2 separate regions of the Homo sapiens genome follow, and region 2 is linked to region 1. The links are chromatin loops, found by intact Hi-C in ENCODE. Cell type or tissue: PC-3. All regions are shown on one strand. Each heading gives the region's core, and the rest is flanking DNA. Links, peaks and the distances in the headings are about the cores only.

Region 1 (2,925 bases), core at 198-2,697:
AGTGCCCATAACTCTCCAGGCCCAGCCAGGGCACCATTAACCATCTTCTGCTTTGGCAAGAATAATCCAGATCCACCTGGAGAGGCTTTTGGGCTAGGGAGGACTTTATATGCAGCAGGACTGCATTAATGACTTTCAGGCCCTTTTCCTTTGTAGGCTCCTTCCTCCATAAAAAAAAAAAATTGAAAATTATATTTTATGACTGTGTTGGTCAGATCTGTTAATATTATATATTAAAACGTTTTATCTGAGCTAAAGGTCCTTTTTTCCCTTCTGATTTTAAAAGAAATTAAAACATTTGTGTGAGCCCCTAAAAATATTGTGGGGCTGTAAGCATTGTGCCTGTTGTACCCAGTGAATAAGTTGGCCCTGAGGTGTGCAGATCATCTCTTGATTTTTTTTCTAAAATGTATAAGGAAGATGTGGAATATACAAGCGAATATGTTCTTTTTACTCTCAATCTATTATTTTTGAATAAAGTTGAGAGAAGGCATTAAGCATATTATTAATTTACATTTCAAAGAAACAATTTTGAATTCGTTAATGTGGAACTTATATTTTTGATATAGATTTCTTGTATTGTTAATTTTTGCAAAGATAATAATTTTCAAAATTTTAATCAAATTTCAGTTTTTAAAACTAAAATTTTACTGTATTAATATCAGTAATGAATATTCTACAGAGTTTGAAAAGATTTACTCTTCTGAGTGTATTTGCAATGAAAAATATTTTAAGCATTCTTTCCAGTTTATTTTGTGAATATATGTAATACTTTTTACATAATAAATTATTTTCTAAAATAAAGCTTCATAAATTAGTTTTATGTAATAACTTGTATGTCTTTTCCTGATTCTGAGAAGTTTTCTATGAATTCTTTGAGTAAAAATCTATTTTAAAAGATAACAGGCAATAATTTGTGACTAGGAAATTTCAGAGTGGCCAGGAAAAACATGCTAAAAATAGAAACTGTTTGTTTACTCTGTGCTCCACCCAGTCTAAAACACAGCCATGTGGTTGCAGACTTGGGGAAGGCCCTGTGGTAACTTGGAAGGTGTTTTTTCCCCGCTGAGTTGCAGAGTTTAAGAGATCATTCTTATAACTTCTGAATCCTGTTTCCTTTCTTTAGCAACTCAGATAAATTATTTTTGCAAGCTGTTATCTGAAAATGAGTTTGACCATGTTCGTTTAGTTTTTAGTGTCTTATCATCCTCCTTTCTACTTATATATTTAATTTAAGCCCTGTTTCATGAAAGGAAATTTTGAGATTGGAGGTTTTACTAATAACTTATACCTCAAAATTTGTCAGTTTATAGTTTAAACTTTCCGGTGTTTTTCATGATAGTCTAAAAAAATAGCCACTTATTTGTTCATTTTGTTACAAAAGGGGCTAGATTATGAATTTAGTTCTTGGGTAGGCTTATCACCTAGGAACAACACAACTTTATAGGACTGAATGTTAACCAGACAAGCCTGTGATTTGTGTGCACAGATAACAGAAACCATAACCACCAGAAAGGCAGCCCAGTGATACCAGTGTTGGGTCAGCCACACATTTTATTAGTCAGATGCTTGGAGCACCTACCACTATTCAGGACTCCTTGCCCAAATGCTGTTGCTTTGTTAACTCTGTGCTAAGGTGTTAGGGCATTATGATGCCCAGTTCCCCAGAGCACTCCATTAGGGGCTTAGGCTTTGGAGTAAGCTGGCTGGTGTGAGTCAGACTGGGGGGTCACCTATTGGCCTTAGTTTCCTTATCTCTAAAATGTATATAATGATGAGATTAGTTTCATTGGGTTTTTGAGAGAATTAATTGAAGTCATGCAAGTAAAGCACAGCTTTCAATAATTATTAGCAATTTTTTTTTTGGTATTAACGTACAGCATAACAAAAGTCTAGATTTACTTCAGGAGTTGTGCCCTTGAAGTAGAATTTGGTTGTTTGCTTTACCTGCCTTCATAATGACTGCACGAAAGAAATAAATATCAATTCATTTCATTGTATTCAATTTGTTTTATTTCAAAACAAGTTAAATGAATCTTTAATTTTTTTTTATTCCAATGATATGTATTCATGTCAATATTTTATTCCAGATGATGTTTAAGCAAATATAAGTGAAAATACTGTGTGGGCTGATTTGATACTGTTTGTCATTCCTATTGTATGTTTGACTCCCTACCTCCCTTTCGTGGGTTTTCTGTCTCTCTATTTAAACTTTTTATTATGGGAAATGGACACAAATAGAGAGAATAGTATGATAAACTCTTATATACCCATCTCCCACCTTCAGCAGTTATCAGCTCATGGCTAATATTGTTTCCTCTGCATTCCTATCCACTTATCCCCATCCTGTGTTATTTTAAAGCAAATTCCAGACACCGTATTATCCATAAACATATTTTTACCATCCACAATATTATTATATCTGTAAAATAATAATAATTCCTCAATATCATCAACTATCAACAGTGTTCCAATTATTTTTAAGAGGCATAGCTTTAAAAAAATTAGTTTGTTTAATTTAGGGTCCAGTTAAGATCCCATACGTTTCAATGGTTGACGTGTCTCTTTTTTCTTTTAATGTACCCTAGTCAGTTCCTCATTGTCTGTGGGCAGGAGGATATAACATCCCTGGATTAGCTGAGAGCTATTAGTAGCTAACACTAAGGGCAGTTGCAGGGATTTGGACAGGGCACCCACCACATCCACTGCTTGGGGGAGGTGGTGGATAATCTTCAGGCACAGGGAACAGCATAAGCCGGGACCCGTGAATGCACAGCACAGCATGTTTGGTGGAGTGACAAAGGTTGGCAGTCTGGGAGGTGGGCAGCTCAGGTTGGGGTGTTGGGGATTGAGGCTGTGTTCCAGGTGGTTTATTATACATTTTTGGTGCTGGGCTTAAAAATAGCTTGTTTATTCAGATGAAGA
Region 2 (2,925 bases), core at 110-2,609, 110 kb after region 1:
TGAACTGGTCAGCATCTGCAAATCAGTTCAGTTCAAAGAATTTCAGGTGTCGTTTCAGGTTCAGAAGTACTGGGAAGTCTGTTCCTTTAATGAAGTGCTTGCCAGCAAGTACGCCAATGAAAATCCAGGGGACTTTGTAAATTACAACAAACGTTTTCTTGCTAGGGTTTTTCCCAGTCCAATGAGAATTGATTCCAGTAACATGAATCCTCAAGATTTTTGGAAATGTGGTTGCCAAATTGTAGCCATGAACTTTCAGACACCAGGACTGATGATGGACCTGAATATTGGCTGGTTTAGGCAGAACGGAAACTGTGGCTATGTCCTCCGGCCAGCCATCATGAGGGAGGAGGTCTCCTTCTTCAGCGCCAATACAAAAGACTCTGTCCCAGGGGTCTCACCTCAACTTCTTCACATTAAAATCATCAGTGGGCAGAACTTTCCCAAGCCCAAAGGATCAGGTGCCAAAGGTGATGTGGTAGATCCTTATGTCTATGTTGAAATCCATGGAATCCCTGCTGATTGTGCAGAACAAAGGACAAAAACAGTGCACCAGAATGGAGACGCTCCCATTTTTGATGAAAGCTTTGAATTTCAAATCAACCTGCCTGAACTGGCCATGGTGCGCTTTGTAGTGCTGGATGATGACTACATTGGGGATGAATTCATCGGCCAGTACACAATTCCCTTTGAATGTTTACAGACGGGCTACCGCCATGTCCCCCTGCAGTCCTTAACTGGAGAGGTCCTTGCACATGCTTCTTTATTTGTCCACGTGGCTATTACTAACCGAAGAGGAGGAGGAAAGCCTCATAAAAGGGGCCTTTCTGTGAGAAAAGGGAAGAAATCCAGGGAATATGCATCTTTGAGAACACTGTGGATTAAAACCGTGGATGAGGTATTCAAGAATGCCCAGCCCCCTATACGGGATGCCACAGATCTGAGAGAAAACATGCAGGTGCGTGCTTGTGTTTAATCATTTACTCAATGGTTTTCCTACTTTGTACATGTCCATAGTTTATAAATATATTGGTTTTTTAATAATAGTATATTTAAGTAGTTTTTAAATTCTGATTAGTTCTTAGAATGTTTGCCACTAGTCTGTTTTTTATCATTTAACTTCCTAAAGGTACAGTTGATGTTGAAAATATTGATTACATATTGGGATAAGTGAGTCTCGTTGCTGTGTTACACACCTTCATCCCAGTCCCTGTTAATGACTGCTGAACAGTTCCTTGTTTTTTTCTAATAGTATACATGGGAATCTCTGGGATTTCTGAATATTCCTTACCTGGAACACAAATTGATGATCTATCAAAATAAAAAGGATATAGGTCAAAGTAAAATGGATGTGATCCAGTCCTTTCTTACGAAGCTGTAATGCTGAGGAGATGGGAAACCTTTAAATGAGCCATAAATATATGTGTATGCATAGTGAGCCTCCTTTTGATTTGAGAGGATAGCTAATTCTGTAAGTAAAAGAGATGTCTGTATTTATTAGAAGTTTAAGATAATAATTACCTCTGAAATATATAATGGCTAAAAGCAGTCAGTTAGGAATTACATATTTAATTAAGGATCGCCCACACATCTAGCCATACGCTAGGACCCCTGAGTGACACAGAGCTAGACAGCAAGGGCCTGCCTCATGCAGACAGCAGCCCTAACCTGTCATAGTGTGTGAGAAGTGGTGTGTGTGTGATAAGTGCTCCATGTCTGTTTATTTTGTATTTTAAAAATTATATTTTAAAATGACCAATGAGAATGATGCCAACAAATAAAATCTGACTGAGAAAATTCAACGTTTTTTCCCTATCAACTAATTCTATGTGTACTTCGTGAATAAAAGACCTTCCCACAATAAGGAAATTTGTTTTCTTTCTCTTAAAGTAAAAGCATAACAGACATATGAAGGGCTTTTCCCTGTTTTTGAGGGTGAAAGTGGTTTGGTAAACCCTCAGCTCTGAGCAAGCGCATTGTCCACTGCCCAGTGGCTGCTGTGGTGTGTGTGACACAGAATTCCTTTGAGGATTTGTCAGAGCTCAAGCATTGTCTTTTCCAAAGCCTCATCTGCACTGAACCTGACAAAGCAGTCGGTAGTGATACTGAATGAGCACCTGCCATGCACAAGCAATCTAGGCCATGAAGATGCAGTGGTGAACAAACAGATTGACTGCCTGCCTTTAAGGGGCTTGCATGCTAGTTGGGGGCAGGCAGTGGGAAGGGGAAACAGACAGGAGGCAGGCAGATAAACAAATAGAACAACTGCAGGTATGAGTAAGTGGTGTAATAAGAGTGACTGGGGAACTGCACTTTAAATATCACAGTCATGATTGATTTCTGTAACTGTCAATATCAAAGTGATTTGAGCCAATGATCTATAGTTTGATGTCCATATTTAAAGCAATATTAATAAAAATGAAATGTTTAAATTTAAAACTAAAGTGTTCATTCCCAAGAACCTGCATTATTTGAGAGCAGAAGGCACAGGCCTGCAGGGCCTAGGTCCACCCCCTCTGCCCGCATGCCCGGCCTAGACCAGGACCCAAGTGTGCCTGAAATAGCCCACCTGACTCTTATTATGATTATAATTGGCCTGTTATTACTCACGGTGACTCAAAGCATGGGCCTTAACATCAGCAGCTTTCAGGTAAAATCTTGACTCCTTCACTTACTAGCTGTGTGACGCTAGACAAACAGAGAAGGATTATAGCTAAGGCTCAGTCTTCTCATCCATAACATGGCTTGCTGTGTGGATTAAATGGAAGTAATGTGTAATAAATATGCCTAGTATGGCTTAGCACTTAGTAAGTGTTCATAGAAGGCCAGCTCATGGCATTTTATAGTGTTGAAGGTTTTTCTTTAATGGGTATTTAAATGGCATATCTCTGGTGATTAGAAAAAAGAGAGAGAGAGGCATTGGGA

The links. Hi-C counts contacts between places; a loop is a spot of excess contacts. Peaks named below come from ENCODE experiments on the same cell type or tissue, not always from the same donor. Only the 100,000 strongest peaks of a DNase experiment are listed, where the experiment ranks them.
Region 2: it touches region 1 in a loop (2.1-fold over the local background); 9 of 110 quality-filtered maps call a loop at or near these places.

Annotation. Positions count from the first base shown.
Region 1 is chr3:16,905,895-16,908,819 of GRCh38, forward strand. The region is part of intron 1 of PLCL2 (phospholipase C like 2); the gene reads left to right. Among named protein-coding and RNA genes, the nearest start is that of PLCL2, 22 kb to the left of the region's middle. In PC-3, for the core only: no CTCF peak of the experiment used is centred there; no DNase peak of the experiment used is centred there; H3K4me3 peaks cover 296 bases; H3K27ac peaks cover 1,548 bases.
Region 2 is chr3:17,011,203-17,014,127 of GRCh38, forward strand. PLCL2 (phospholipase C like 2) reads left to right here. Exons shown (of 6, transcript NM_001144382.2): 2 at 1-958. Among named protein-coding and RNA genes, the nearest start is that of PLCL2-AS1, 42 kb to the right of the region's middle. RefSeq lists a silencer at 1,915-2,209. In PC-3, for the core only: no CTCF peak of the experiment used is centred there; no DNase peak of the experiment used is centred there.